Regions from separate parts of the Homo sapiens genome. Here region 2 is linked to region 1. The links are chromatin loops, found by intact Hi-C in ENCODE. Cell type or tissue: IMR-90. All regions are shown on one strand.

Region 1 (8,000 bases):
ATTGTGGAAGACAGTACAGTGACTCCTCAAGGATCTAGAACCATAAATACCATTTGACCCAGCCATCCCATTACTGGCTATATACCCAAGGGATTATAAATCATTTTACTATAAAGACACATGCACACGTATGTTTACTGCAGCACTATTTACAATAGCAAAGACTTGGGACCAACCCAAATGCCCGTCAATGATAGACTGGATAAAGAAATTGTGACATATATACACCATGGAATACTATGTCGCCATAAAAAATGAGTTCATGTCCTTTGCAGGGGCATGGATGAAGCTGGAAACCATCATCCTCAGCAAACTAACACAGCAACAGAAAACCAAATACCACATGTTCTCACTCATAAGTGGGAGTTGAACAATGAGAACAGATGGACACAGGGAAAGGAACATCACACACTGGGGCCTGTTGGGAGATGGGGGAAAAGGGGAGGGAGAGCATTAGGACAAATACCTAATGCATGCGGGGCTTAAAACCTGGATGATGGATTGATAGGTGCAGCAAACCACCGTGGCACATGTATACCAACGTAACAAACCTGCACGTTCAGCATATGTATCCCAGAAGTTAAAGTGAAATCAGTCAATCAATCAATCAATAAGAAAGTTACCCTGAATGCACACCTAAAATCAGTATTTGTCAAAATAGTTGTTCTAAAATAAATACACATTTTAATGCAAAACATGTAGTCTTGAGACTATTCTTCATTTAACAGAATTTGTCCCAAGCATGTCAGGCATGTCAACATCTATGAAGAAAAATTTTTACAATTACAATTTATATGAACTATAGAAAAAAATGAATGAAAGGCATTAACAATTTTATCCAAAATTTAAACATAATCATATCAAATAAAAGTATATTTTTCAAAAAAACTTAAGTGGAATGATATTGGATAAAATATGTGAGTGTATCAAGAATAGTTATTTTGCTTAATGTTTATGTTTAAATAATAAATATAAAAAGTTTTTAAATTTTGATATAGTGTACATGAATATTTATAATTTTTAAACAATTTTTCTAGAAATAATTTCATTTTTAAAATGATTTCTAAATAGTACCACTTTATAGGGACCCACAATATAATGAAATCCTTTTGTGTGTCAATTTATAAACATTTAAAACATTTTTATAGTTTCTATATTTAGCTCCCTTTTCACAATCAAAAGTGTCTCATTTTCAGTGGTAAATAACATACTCTTTCTACTTACATCTTTATTATTATTCCCACTTTACACACGAGACACTTACTTTCTTGCCCAATGTCAAACTAGTCCGTGGCAGGCTAATTGGAGTTTGAACTTCTATTACTGGAACTCAATTTTCATTCATTTTTCCACTCATTATTCATTTATTCAACCAATGAATGTTCAATAGCACATTCATTAATGCCAACTTTGTACAAAATGAGGGAGACACACAGCATAGAAAAAGATGGCAAGGAATACAGTGATTAATTGTTCATGTATAACTGCCCCCTCTAGAAGCCTCATCAGATATGGCAGTGGTCAGAGGTGCCCACTGAGCTGGCCCCGAGCAGCACACTTTAGAGGAGTTAAAGGATAAACGGTAGTAACTTGTGGTGTATCAGCCACTGGAAGAAACACAGCTATTGAACTAAATAAGGCCTATTTGGTGGCCTCCAGTCGTCATCTAGAATATGAATGATACCAGCAAGGAATAATCACTTCCATCCTCATTTTTTATCTGTCAACAGAGTGAGGCATAGGATACTTTTACTCAAAATTTCTGTGGGCAAAGAGAGTAGTGATAACCTAAGAGGTGACTGTGACATTTTGATATCATGAGTGATGTTAATGTATGGTTGGTCTTTGTCCCTGCTTTCTGGCACAGAGCTCCTAAAACCCTTGGAATTTCCCAAGTGGGAGGGGCATCTTTTGTTCACAAGAGGAGACTCTTGGCAGGCCTCTAGATAGCTTCAGAATGGGAGGTGTAACTTTTAGCCCCACTCCTTTAACTCCTGGGGAGGGGAGAGAGGCTGAAAACTGAGTTTACAATCAACCATGCCTACATGATGAAACCCACATAAAAAACTCCTAAAGTACTGGGTCCAGGGAGCTTCCGGGTTGATGAACAAAATCCTTGTGCCAGGGATGGCGGGCTGTGAACCCCAATTCCATGGGGACAGAAGCTACTGTGATTGGGACCATTCTGGACCTCATTCTATATACATTTTCATTGGGCCTTTCATTTGTATTCTTTATAATATCCTTTATTATAAACTAGTAATAGTAAGGTAAAGTGTTTTCCTGAGTTCTGTGAACCATTACAACAAATTATCAAACCCAAGGAAGAGGTCACAGCTGATTTATTGCTGGTTGGTCAGAAATATGGGATGCCCAGGACTTGCAGTTGGCATTTAAGTAGAGGCAGCATTGTAGGACTGAACCCTTAACTGGAGGGGTCTGCACTAATTCTGGGTAATGGGTGTAAGAATTAGTTGAATACCCAGCTGGTGTCAGGAAAGTTGGAGAATTAGTTGGTGTGGGATGAAAACCCCATACATTTGGTGTTAGGAGTGTAGTGAGTAGAAACAGATTATAGTGACCTATTAGAGTTATTTTCATCTCAGAAAACTTGCATGAAGAAGGGGGAGCTTATACAAAAATAAAGAATAACAACATATAACTTCATCATCTACTTCAAGGAACAAAGATGGCATAGAAAAAAGATTTATACCTTTTCTCCCCCACATACATTTTGTAAACCATATAGACTTCTTATGAATTAATGATAGCATAATAATATATATAATTAGCATTTTTTCAATTTTGGGGAATATTGATTATGAGTAGTTAGGGTACTCTAGAAAGCAGATACTTAAAACAATTTTTTCTCAGGACAGGTCTTTGAACTATAATTTTGATGAATAATTTTATTAGGATAGATACAGAAACAAATAATAGTTTTACTGAGGTTTCTGTTGTTCACCCTAGTACTGTAGTATGTACTCCTTTGAAATTTATTTGAATTCACATGAAATTAATTTGAGTGAATTAACTGAAATAAAACTTGTCTTTTACCGTAATAGCCAATAAGAAATATAATATTAACAATAGACCCAGCCGGGTGCAGTGGCTCACACCTGTAATCCCAGCACTTTGGGAGGCTGAGGAGGGCAGATCACCTGAGGTCGGGAGTTTAAGACCAGCCTGGCCAATATGGTGAAACCCCATCTTTACTAAAAATACAAAAATTAGCCGGGCATGGTGATGGGCACCTGTAATCCCAGCTACTCGGGAGGCTGAGGCAAGAGAATTGCTTGAACGTGGAGGCAGAGGTTGCAGTGAGCCGAGATCATGCCATTGCACTCCAGGCTGGGCAACAAGAGCAAAACTTGTGTAGTCAATATTTATTTATGTCTACCCATATATTTACCATTTTACTTGTTCTTTATTCTTTCCGCTATCTCCACGTTTGCCTCTGACATTATTATTATTTTTTAGACTGAGGTATATCTTTTAGTGAAAATGTGCCAGAGATAAAGTTTTTCTGAACTTACATATTTTTGTTTTAAAATGCCTTAACTACAGCTTTGTTTTGGAAGAATGTTCTCACAGGACAGAGTTCTTGCTTAGTGATTTTATTTTTTCAGTACTTTCAGAATACCAATTCATGGTCTTCTGACATATTTATTCATTGAGAAGCCAGTGTAAATTTATTATTAACAAAAAACTACCAGGTTCATGTATCTTTGTCAAAAGTTGTAGATTATGTAGAGAACTCTAAGTTTCCATTGCTGGATGTTTAGTTGCATGAGTGTTTGAGGATTCACACGTATTATCTATCTCTACTCTCTAAATTTCAAACAAAATTTTAAAATTAGAGGTAGTAATCAGATTTATTGGCTTTATTCTTGACAAGGCTGGCTTGGAGAATCTGGCTTAGATGTGGAAATACAATCTGCCTTTTATGGCCCTGTGACCCACCTTATCCTCTATGTCTCATCTAGATTGAGGGCTAACCCACTTGAGGAAGGATTGGTGTCTGCAGAGCACACACACGCTCAGAAAATACCTGCCTCACACAGCAGACCCTGGTAGCTGGATAGAGTGAGATGGCTTTCAGATGGTCTTGTGAAGGCTTGCCTGGGGCAGAGAACCACTTTGCTGTCAGGAAAAAAGAGAGCTCTCAGGGTAGAGCAGAGCAGGCTCATTTCCTTCTCCTAGTCCCATGAGTCAGGTAAGTTACTTCTCTTCTTTTTCTGGGAGAGAGTTAAGACAAGCCATGGATGCTCACTTTCCTTTTCTAAATGATGCACTTCCCTGCTTTATGGGCCAAAATGAGAACACTGAAGAGAGTTGAGAATAGTACTCCCTTCAGTAAGTGTAGTCACCAACCAGCTCCCTCCTAAGAGCTTGGAATCTCAAAAAAAAAAAAAGCATTCTTGAACAGTCTCCAGGAAGAACATTCCCGAGAACAACAGGCCTAAGAGGAATTTCCTTGGGTTCAGAGGTCCTGTGTTACATAGCTCTGTATCACTCATAGTGCTTTCAGCAAAATGGAGTATAAATAAGCAATTGTAAATTTTGTTTTGTTTTTCTTTGTTCAGTATTGCTTAGAGCAACAAGATTTAAATTTAAATCACTATAGATTTGATCACTGTAGAAAAGAATCAGAAATTCACCCTCGTTTCCAATTTCAAATGTAAACGCCACCAGTACAGTAAATGTACCATGAGAAACCTATTGGTGGCACTATGGAATTAGACAACTCTAGAGAAAACTTAGCAATAAATGGATATCCCTCTGAAACCTCAAGAGGTAATTTCCTTTGGTGGGATAATATGTAGATAAAATTGGAAATGAAAGCTATAGTTGAGCTATTTGTAATCAAGACACCTGCACAATTAATTTTAAAGTAACATATTGTTTTGTGGGTAAAATTAAATGTCTTATACAAATGTCTTATACAAGCACTTACACACTCTGGGAACAGATGCCAATGAATACATTTGGTGACTATTCATCAACCTCACAAAGATCACCTTAGCTTACAGAAAACACAGGGACCATTTTAAAAGTAAATTTGTAAAATTACATGAAGAGAAAGACATGCAATTCTGTGACTTTATGTGTCTTTTATTGCAAATACTATTGCTAAGACAAAATACCCACTCACATACACATAAATGAACTTCATGGATGCATGTATGGATAGAATGGATAGACTTCTGTATTGAGGTATAGATGCCTTTGTGAACAAATTTTTGTGCTTTAGCATGTTTTGTTCCTTTGTTTTAACTCTAGCATTCTTACCAAGAAAAATAACACATGTTGAAAATCCAAAGCAATGTAGATAAAGATCACATACCTTTTAGACACTAGCAACATTAGAATACCATGCAAAAAAGATGTTCATCAGGGCAAGGCTAATAAACAGTCCCCTGGAAATATCTTTCACCTCCCGCATAGTCCATTCTTCTAGCTGTAACTCCAACTAGTGCCACAAGACTTGTTTTTTTCTGGCTAAGCCCTGGGCAACATTCACCATCAAAGTACTATTATCTTCTTAATTTTTGCTTAGAAAAGAAAGAAAAACACACTTAGTGTTAAGATTGGATATGTTTTTAATTTTTAGATATCTGTACTATGGACATGAGCAAAATAATATGGAACTACAGTTTTTAAAAATGGCCACACAGAAAACCACCTTAGATGAAATGAATATGTAACCTGCCGTCGATTTAAAAAAATTAAGCTCACTGTCTCATGTTGAAAGGTCACAATCATTAATCTATTTAAAGTTAGCAACGGCCCGTGTGTCATACACGATTGTGGACACCTGACCTTGATACCTGCCATTCCACTGCCTCCCACAAGCTGTAGACAATTTAGTACTCCATCTGACAGTGACTTCTTTGTCATTTCTGGCTATATTCTTCATTTTTCCTCCTCTTGCTCCCACTTTAGAAACTACCATGTCCTTTCTTTCCCTTTTATGCTTTCTTATGAAATTTTATATCCTTTAATATTGTAACTACGTATATCACATAAAAAATAAACAACAAAAATCTTGGAAGGTATTCTACAGAATAAAGACGTCAGTCAGTTTGAAAATATTAGATACTTAATACAGGTAACATCTTAAGATTTAAAGTTTAGACTTATACTATGTTTTTAAAGGGACACTGATCAAGGATCTGAACTAAATTATAATGTAGACACAAAAAGACATCGCTAATGTTTCTGTAACAAAATGTCCACTAACAAAACAAAAGGTATTTTGTCTTAAAATTTGCAATGCTTTATTTTAAACAGTACAATAGCAACAATTATGTACCGTGACACAATTATAAAAAATTATCATCAAAGATAATAAACATTAAGATATTGTTGAAGGGTATTATTAGCTGGATTGTGCCCCTCCTCACACACCAAATTCATATGTTGAAGTATTGGCCCCCAGTACTTTAGAATGTGACTGTGTTACAGGATATTTAGGGTGGAATATCTCTGTGGCAGGTGGAAACGTCTGTGGCAGGTGGTGCCTTTGCCCGAGTTCTTGTCCTGCATCCAGGAAGAATGAGGTATGGAAACAAGCGGAAGGGGAGCAAGATGAAGAGAAGCTTTATTGAGTGTTCTAACAGCTCAGAGGAGACCCGCAGGGGGCAACTCCTGAAGGAGGGGCCTTACCAGGGACCAACCCCCTTCGGCACAGGAATCTTTCTGCCTCCTGCAGCCATTCATGGCCCAAGGGCTGGGCCCCAACCCAGCTTTGAGATCCCAGCGGGTGCCAGGAGAGGAGAGAGACCGGGCAGCGGGATCAGATACCCCGGAGCCTGAAGAGACATGCGGGCCTTCCCAGCCGCCAGGGGGCAGGCAGCAGAGATGCGTGGGTCTGGCCGCTGCAGCTGCACCCAGGGAGCTCCAGCCCCATCAACTCGGAAGGGGCGGGGCTCCTGCTTGTTCCTGGCCCTTGCCTGCTCGTGGAGCGAGAGGGCCAGGTCAGCAGCAGCGGGTTGGGTGGCTGCAACTGCACCAGGGAGGGCAGATCCTGCCTGTTCCCAGCCCCTTCCAAGAGCACAGGAAGGCTCGGATCCACAGCTGCAGTTTTGGCTGATGTAGCCCCGCTACGTATTGCAGGAGGGTGGGGCTCCTGCCTGTTACGTGAAGCAGGGGGCCTGGATCTGCTGCCGAGGTTTGAGGTTTGGGCGGCTGCAGTGGCACCCGGGAAGTTTCTGCCCCAAATCAGAAGGAGTGGGGCTCCCACTGACTCCACAGAGTGTGCAGCCCCAGCCCTCCTCTCTGCTGCAGCCGGGGTAATGGCAGCAGCTGTTGCCATCAACTGCATTTGGAAATAGAACCTTAAAAGAGGTACTTAAGTTAAAATGTGGTTTTAGGGTGGGTTCTAACTCAATACCACTGTGCCCTTATAAAAAGAGGAGATTAGGACACAGTCGACAAAGAGGATGACCATGTGAGGACGCAGCAAAAAGGCGACCACCTGGGAGCCAAGGAGAGAGGCCTCAGAAGAAACAAAACCTGCCAACCCCTTGAACTCAGACTCTCAGCCTCCAAAATTGTGAGAAAATTCTTCTGTTGTTTAAACCATCCAGTCTGTAGCATTTTGCTATGGCAGCCGTAGAAAACTCATACAAAGGGTAACAGCAAGAGTCTATTTGTCAAGGTAAGGTGAAAGTTTGGAAAGGACATAGAGCTTGTTTCTTTCTTATTTTTTTTTTTCCCTTTAGGCATTCAGGGCTTGATAAGGCAAACTTTGCTCTTTAAAATATCAACATGTCTTTCAAGGTTCCCACTGAAAAGGTTATTTCATATTGTTCATTTTTGCCCATAATTTTTACTCACTTCAGAAAATAGGCTTTTTAGGAGCCTAGCATTTGCACTTAACTCTCTGAACAGGACTTAAAGAGTGTAACCAAAAGACAGAAAAAGATTACTCAGTATGGAACAAGCGAAACAAAAAAATAGTTGGGGGAGTAGGGTGGAGGATGAAAAAAATGCAC
Region 2 (8,000 bases), 140 kb after region 1:
AGTGATAGGAAATTGTATTATTATGCCATTAAAATACAATTCGAAAATATGTTCCAGATAAATGCCATATTACTAGTGATCCTGAAAGAAAGATCAGGATGATGGCATTTACATGAGAAAGAAAAGAAAAACATGTAACAGTAAAATGAAGGCTCAGTCTCAGAGATCAGAGGCTTAAAGAAAAAGATACATTAAAATCTGCAAAGGAAAGAGAAGCCTCTTTTCTGCCTAATCTTCCAATATAACACCCAGCTAAGACCACCTTATTGATTGAAACCAACTTCATCAACTCTTCCATTAAAGCTAGACTGGACTTAATGCAGTGAATGAGACTGTCTATATGACAAGTCCATTTCCTCACATAACTGTGTAATGGATAAACCTGAGAAACAGACATAGGTATGGAGTGTCTCTAAGGAATGCTAAGGATCTGAGATTTGAAGAATTTCCATGCACACATGAACCTATGCAGCACATGAACTGATTAGTGCTAAGAGTAACTCAGGACAAATGTTACAAATGTCAACAGTGTGGACACTATTGAGCTTGATCTTAAATAAAGATGCCCAGAATTCCTATCACAAACATTTTTCAGAACATGTACAACATGAAGGGGCTGCTACATGATTACAGAGGTTTTTGGTTTTGACTCTAAGTAACCTCATGTCCCTTCCTTCAGTTTTCTCTGATGGCAGCTCACATAGCAGCATACAATTGCAAAATTTATTATTTCAGAAGTATGACTGGTTTCTTCAAAATTGGCATGAAGTCCCTAGAAGCACAGAATCACAGATACAGTGCAGACCTCAAAGAGCATTTACTACGACTTCTATTTTGGAGAGGACACTGAACTCCAGAGAGGTTAAGTGAATACTAGCTGATGACTAGGCTTCTTTGTCCTAACCTGACATTAGCCTACTAGAGTAGTGAAAAAGATTACCATCACTAGTCAGAAAAATAAAAAAAGATTTTAATGTTCTTCAGCTCCAAAGCTTAATATATAAGGAGGAAATTTCCAGCAGCCCTAATACTTCCCATACTGCCCCCAAATTGCCCCAACTGTCATTCACAAGTGAATAGTCTTATTGTCTCAATCCATCTGTTTGGAGTGTGCTCTGGTTATAGAAGTAAAATACGTTCAAATTCTGCAAGCTAGTTTTAAAAAATGTCCATAATTGTGGTAAATCTGAAGTAATAAATGAAGGAATTTTGACATAATCCAGCTGCCAGCACCATTGTTGCATAAGCATGCTTGATATCTTATTACATTTTTCTAGCTCCAGGAAGAAAAATGCCATCGTATTTCTAGAGTTTGTAGCTATAAAATATGAGAAAATGTTTAATCTGAAGAGCAAAATGAGCTTCACGGATAATAATTATTTCACCCGACGAATTGCTTTCACAAGAACCATAGAGTTTGGCTGAAAGCACATAATTATTAGTTGGAATTCACATAATGATTTGAGTTATAACTGAACTTTCATAACCCTAGATTTGTGTAAATAAAACAAATGGTAATGAAGCCTTTGAAAAAGATAAAAAGGTTTCTAATAAAGAGCTCAGGTCTAGAAAGTGGGTCACCCACTTTTGTGGTGGTCACTATGAATTGAGTTACAGCCATCATCATGTCTATAGTACTGCTTGAACTGACCCCCTCCAGCAATCACTTGCATTCTCAGGGATCCATGGAGTCTTTGGATACGTTTTAGCTACCCCACTTCACTTGCTAATGCTATCATCTTAGATAGGTTGTGATAAAGATGTAAGATGGGGTGAGTCGACAGAAAGATTAGTTGCAGTTGCCTAGGTAAAAATAATTAAAACAACAATATAATAATAACTCGGGTCATCACACATCATGGTTTTCCTGGGAAAATTTTATTTTAAGCCCTATATCCTCTATAGTTTAGCATCTGTCCTAAGCAAACTTCTGGACAGAATTTGATCATAATTACATGGTTGCCCTATTATAATATTTTAGTGTTCATTTGACAATATTTTAGTGTTTATTATGTGTCTGTAAGCATAAAGATGTGTCATCTAATTTAATCCTCTTGACAGCAAAATGAAGTATAAATTATTATGCCCATTTTACAGATAAAGAAACCAAGAAGCATAGACTTTATGTAACTTTACAAACATCACCCAGCTTTTAAGCAATGGACACAGAATTACTGGCTCCAGTTCTTTTATGTCAACTTCTTGACTACTTCACAACAAATTCACATTTCCTAGGTCTGGTAGAGTTATTCATTTAAAGTACATGGAGATAAGTTCCAGAAGCCAAATCCTAAGTTTAATAAATCACCTATTTTTAAGTTAGGTATCAAATAGAATTTTACTGGTGCTTGTAAGAGTTTGGAAAGAGCAGATGGTTCTTTTAGCAAGTTTTGGAATATAAAAACAAGGGCCTATCCCTTACATGCTTAAGAGACAAATTATTTAGAAATGATTGAAATGCAGTTTACAAAGTTAGGAGCTACTTATGGGTCTTCTTGAAGTCAGGCATTGATGCAAGAATTGATAGGCATAATAGATTATGCGTGAATAGGTAGGTGATGGGTTGGGTGGTACATATGTAATTTTTAAAGGTTTATATTAGGGAGGACAATTTAAAACTCCTCAGAGCACACTAGAACCCCAAGCAGTCTCAGTGTAAGCCTAAAACAGTTGGGCAATTTTTGCCTTTTTTAATAGCTGTTGGACAAAATCTCCTAAACCACATAAATCTTCTCAAATAGCAGTTGCTGAAAATTAAATAACATTTTTCATAAACAGTACGTACTGAAATCTGGCAATCTTTTCATTCCAGCCAGATATCCTCATTAACTAGTATTGTATTTCCTTAGGTGTACAATTACCATTCTTCATGAAGAATCACTTAAAATACCTTTGACTTCATTAAGAATTATACTGAAAGCAATGTTATTGGTTCCCATTTCTGTGAAATTTGCTAATCTTTGAAGGTACATGTATAGTAACTGTGTCACTAAGAGTATTGAAATAATTTGAAAATTCCATTCCCCAATCTATTTATTAAAGAACATTCACTGTTTATGTGGGCAAAATGTCTAGTAACATAAAAGATTTTTTGTTTGTTTTGTTTTGGTTTGTTAAAATGGCATATACACGCATAGGTGAATAACTGTTGGAAACCTTAACCTTGAAATAAATGTTGGCAACTTATTGTTCTGCGAAGACTCAATATTAAGGAAAAATGTATGTTTATTTGCACAGTGGATTGCAATACGCACTCTATTATTGAATTTGGTTTGTTTATATCTATAAGAAACAGGCAGGCGGATTACGAGGTCAGGAGATCGAGACCATCCTGGCTGACACAGTGAAACCCCGTCTCTACTAAAAATACAAAAAAAAAAAAAAAAAAAAAAATTGGCCTGGCGTGGTGGCTGGTGCCTGTAGTCCCAGCTTTTCGGGAGGCTGAGGCAGAAGAATGGCATGAACTCGGGAGGCAGAGCTTGCAGCGAGCCGAGATCGTGCCACTGCACTCCAGCCTGGGCAACAGAGCAAGACTCCATCTTAAAAAAAATAAATAAATAAAATAAAAACCAAAAAAACAAAAACAAAACAAAACAAAACAAAAAAGGACAAAAAGGACGAAAAATTACAGCAGGTGAAATGTGCTAAGGAGCCTATTTCTAGGAAGCTAATGATTGTGTTTAAGGCTTCCAATGAGTAGCTGAATTACATTGTCTGTAGAAACCAGTTAGTATTCTTTTTGGTGGGAGACACCAGAGAGTATTCTCTGCTGTATTGCCATGCTGTGTGTACTTGCCAGGGAGGTTGAACTACACTAGACTGTATGAGCTCAGTACTCGGCTGCATAATCACTTTAAAAGTCTCTTGAAAAGCAAACTTTCAAACTCTTTATCTTTTGACTAAAAAGATAATCTCTGGGTAGCTCCAATTAAGTTTGTGTAATATAATCTTTATGCTAAAAAATAATGGTTTTATGACAGTTCTTTTTTTAGTAATTCATAATTTGTAAAATTCCTGTGGGCTTAGCTATTTTAAGAATGACTGCTAAAACTATATATCTAAATTTCAGTTTAAAAGATTTCTTATTTTTATTTCCCAAGAGTAATAATACCAAATGCACACATATATCACCACCACACACATACACATTTACATATATATGTGTATGTATATGTGTGTGGATATATGTATATGTATACACACAGGCAGTTCTCACTTTGCATAGTAGTGTGGGACTGTGAAAATAATCATACAAACTGAAGCTGCAAAAGGATCTTTGTAATCAATGGGAAAAAATACAATTATTCTGTGATCTATAAGAAATTTTTGTCAAAACATTAAAAACCCTCTTAGTGTCAGTTTTAAATATATAAAACATGAAAAACCCTGTAAAACTGGTATTTACCTGATACGTTGTGATTTAAACCATTAGAAACATCAAGATAAAATGTTTCATTTCTTTCTGAAAAACTTATCAAAGGTTGTTTGAACATTGCTTGCTTTATTTTTGTAAAACAGGATAGAGAGCTACTATCTTTCCTAGAGAATTATGCTTCTAACTTTGGATATATGCTTGACATTTTTTGTAAGTGCTTTCAATATTGTGAAATCTCAGAATTCCTTTAATGTGAAGAATTTTGTTGGCCTCACTTCCTCTAGTACGTCATTCCTTTTTTCTTTTTTCTTTTTTTTAGATGAGTCTCACCATAGCTCAGGCTGGAGTGCAGTGGCGCGATCTCGGCTCCTGCCTCCTGGGTTCAAGCACGGCCTCCTGGGTTCAAGCGATTCTCCTGCCTTAGCCTCCCGAGTAGCAGGGACTACAGGCACCCACCACCACGCCCAGCTAATTTTTTATATTTTTAGTAGAGACAAGGTTTCACCGTGTTAGCCAGGATGGTCTCCATCTCCTGACCTCGTGATCTGCCCGCCTCGGCCTCCCAAAGTGCTGGGATTAAAGGCATGAGCCACCGCACCCGGCCAGATGTCATTCTGTTTGTCACAACCAAGCTCTTCATATATATCAGTGAATTCACCTTCACTAAGTTCTCCTGGCTGCAGATCTAGAGTCTATCCAACAGTAGCCATGTAAACATTTCCACATTCAGCTATTTTTTTTATAACTCTATTTATAGATTTCACTTCCAGCCTCATCACTTTTCATTTATTTGCTGCACTTTGATCTTTGTTAGTCAATTCTTTCTTCTGATTATCCATTTTTGTAAAATGTCACATGAGTTTGTCACTGGGAGGCTATCTGTGGGTGAGCTGAGTGATATATGTGCAGTGACCAATCACTGGCAGACGTTGAAAGGAGTGACATGATTGGTCCCTGATCATGATGTGCTTCTGCTATTTACATAGCGATTTGTGGACTGGGAGCAAGCAGTGAGGTTTGTACCTTACGAAATTATACACAGGTAATACACGGTGGTAACTGAAATTTAAACAGTGTTGTTGGTAGATTGAAGTTACTTAACTAAATCCTAGTACCTGAAATTTGTGCCATGTCACAAATGTGAAAAGAAGGGAAATTCTTGATTTTTCCATCGTTATACCTCAAGTTATCCCCGACGTCAAATATTTAAATATAATAAAAATTTGAAGCAAATGAACTGTGGCTGGAAAGCATGTGAATTAACCTGGATTAGGACAAAAATAAAGCACTCAGTGTTCAACAAATGTGGTGGCTAGAAAGGCCAATTAGAAATATATCCTCACCTTGTGTTGCTTGGAGACTACTCAGGCAATTAAAATCCATGCATACATAACTGAGGCACAGCATAAAAAGCTGGCAGAGTGGCATGGTAAAAATACCAAGACTATACAAAATTCATCCTCAGGCCATTTATTTGGTTGCCATTTTTTATTAGAGACCAAAAATATCTTCATTGGAATTGTTCTACATAAGAATTAGTATGAGTGTGATGTGTAAAATAGATTGCAGGTGTTGTGGGAAGATTTGTTAGGAGGCTACATTATTTGCTATTTTAGTATGGCATAGAATTACTCTGGAGAAAGAGTTATTGAGGCAATGACAGTAGTAATGGAGAGAGTGAAAATTACAGAGGTGCAGGAGCTAAGACTTGTCACCTGGAGATGAACAGAGAGAAGAGAATCATTTGGAGACAGCGATTGTTTCAAGCTGTAGTGATTTGCAGAAACCTGAAGATCTGCTGATCTTCACAAGATACCAGTGATGTTTAATGCAGCTCATTTGAACAAAATTAAAACTATTGCTAGGTTTTCTCACTTAGTTCTGCATGCCATCTCTCATTGTTATTCATCTGTATCACTAGTTCCCTTTATAGACTATCATTTAATAAAAAGAACTGGTGACAAACTCTACCTACTCTTCTAAACTTTTTTTCATCTAGTATCTATAACACTTTTTGAGCAACATAAGCTTTTTCCTGTCTCAAAAAGGTAAAGATAATTTTATTTATTGAAAAATATATAGTTCAAGAATAGTAAAAAAAAAATAGACAGGTTTTAATTGTTTTATAGTTGTTTTGTCCATAAGTATTTTAAGTATTTATATGTGTACTTAAATTCCTTTGTTATTTTCATCTTTGTGTGAAGATTCTTTGTAATAGTGGCAACAAATGAAGACTTTTCAATTTTCCCTCATTACAGCTTTCAAAAATCAGGCATGTTGTGCACATTTTTAGTGTTTCTTAGTCTGTTTGTCATCAGTGATCATATGTTTCTAATATTCTGAACCTCACAAATACCATAGTACTTCTTGCATTTGTCTCATAACATGTGCTTCAAACTTTTGTCTGCGAGGGAAAGCTTTTATAAATGCCTAGCAGGTCTGGCATAACTGTTCCAAATCCAGAGAATTTATAACGATATAAGCTGAACCATGGAATAAAAGGATTTAAGAAGGAGAATGAATTCTTGGTAATATTAGAACAATATTGTCAATAGGGGATTATTAATGCTTTTGTTACCACAATCCAGTTTGCCTGACAGCCATAGTATATTCTTTCATGAATCAAGCATTAAAACATTATTCACGGTTACCTTTCTTAGCCAGAATTACTGGTGGTATAACAAACTATAGTAGATTCGGATACATTCATCTGTGGCCTGTAGATGTTTGCAATGTAATATGCCAGAGCAGACAAGGCTTTTCTGCCAATACAAGTAATGAAATAATATTAAAACATGATGTGGGCCATATAGTTCAGCTTATTGCAGGAGTAGAGACATAGGGTTCATTTCTGACTCTGCCTTTCACTCAACTATGTGATCTAGAAAAAATAAGAGAACCACACTAATACTCAGATTTCTAATTTGTAATTGAGATAATTCATTTCAAGTCAGAGTTTTTTTGTCATGAAAATCAAGGAAGGAATATGTCTTATTGCATAAATGTATGAAGCATCATGCAATATAAGACTGTATTATTATCTATAAAACACTACTTTTATATTGGAAAATATATAATGTATAACAGTCTTCATATCTATCAAACTATTGCATATACTGTCATGCACTGCATAACGTTTCAGTCAAAACAGACCACATAAAGGATGGTGGTTACATAGGATTATAAAACTGTATTTCTACTATATCTTTTCCATAATTAGCTGTTTTTAGTTATACAAATATTTATCATTATTTTACAGTTGCCTACATTATTTAGTACAATAGTATACCGTACCAGTTTATGGCCTAGGAGCAATAGGCTACCCTATACAGCTTAAGTGTGTAGTAGGCTATACCATCTAAGTTTGTGTGAGTATACTCCATGGTATTTGCACAGTGATAAAATCACCTAACAACATGTTTCTCAGAATATAACTCCATCATGAAACGATGCATGATTGTACTTTTTGCTAGCCAAGGTAAAATTAGTAGCAGCATCAACAGAGAGAGGAAATAGGGCATCAAAAGAATTTAGGGACTTTCTGTTTCTGGCCTGGCATATAAGGAGCTTGGAGGCTTCTGTCCTAACAAGAAGTAAAAGCCGAACAAACTAAAATTCAACAACT

The links. A loop is a pair of places that touch in the nucleus more often than their neighbours do. Peaks named below come from ENCODE experiments on the same cell type or tissue, not always from the same donor. Only the 100,000 strongest peaks of a DNase experiment are listed, where the experiment ranks them.
Region 2: a loop joins it to region 1, with 2.6 times the contacts of the local background. A loop is called at or near these places in 2 of 110 quality-filtered maps.

What each region holds. Positions count from the first base shown.
Region 1 is chr6:112,873,176-112,881,175 of GRCh38, forward strand. It overlaps LOC105377950 (a long non-coding RNA gene), which reads left to right and starts at 6,942. Exons shown (of 4, transcript XR_942885.3): 1 at 6,942-7,663. RefSeq lists an enhancer at 6,964-7,492. In IMR-90, a CTCF peak has its summit at 4,713; DNase peaks (open chromatin) are centred at 4,436 and 7,996; H3K27ac peaks cover 448 bases.
Region 2 is chr6:113,010,785-113,018,784 of GRCh38, forward strand. It overlaps the pseudogene FCF1P10. Among named protein-coding and RNA genes, the nearest start is that of LINC02518, 420 kb to the right of the region's middle. In IMR-90, no CTCF peak of the experiment used is centred here; DNase peaks (open chromatin) are centred at 1,217 and 4,647; H3K27ac peaks cover 561 bases.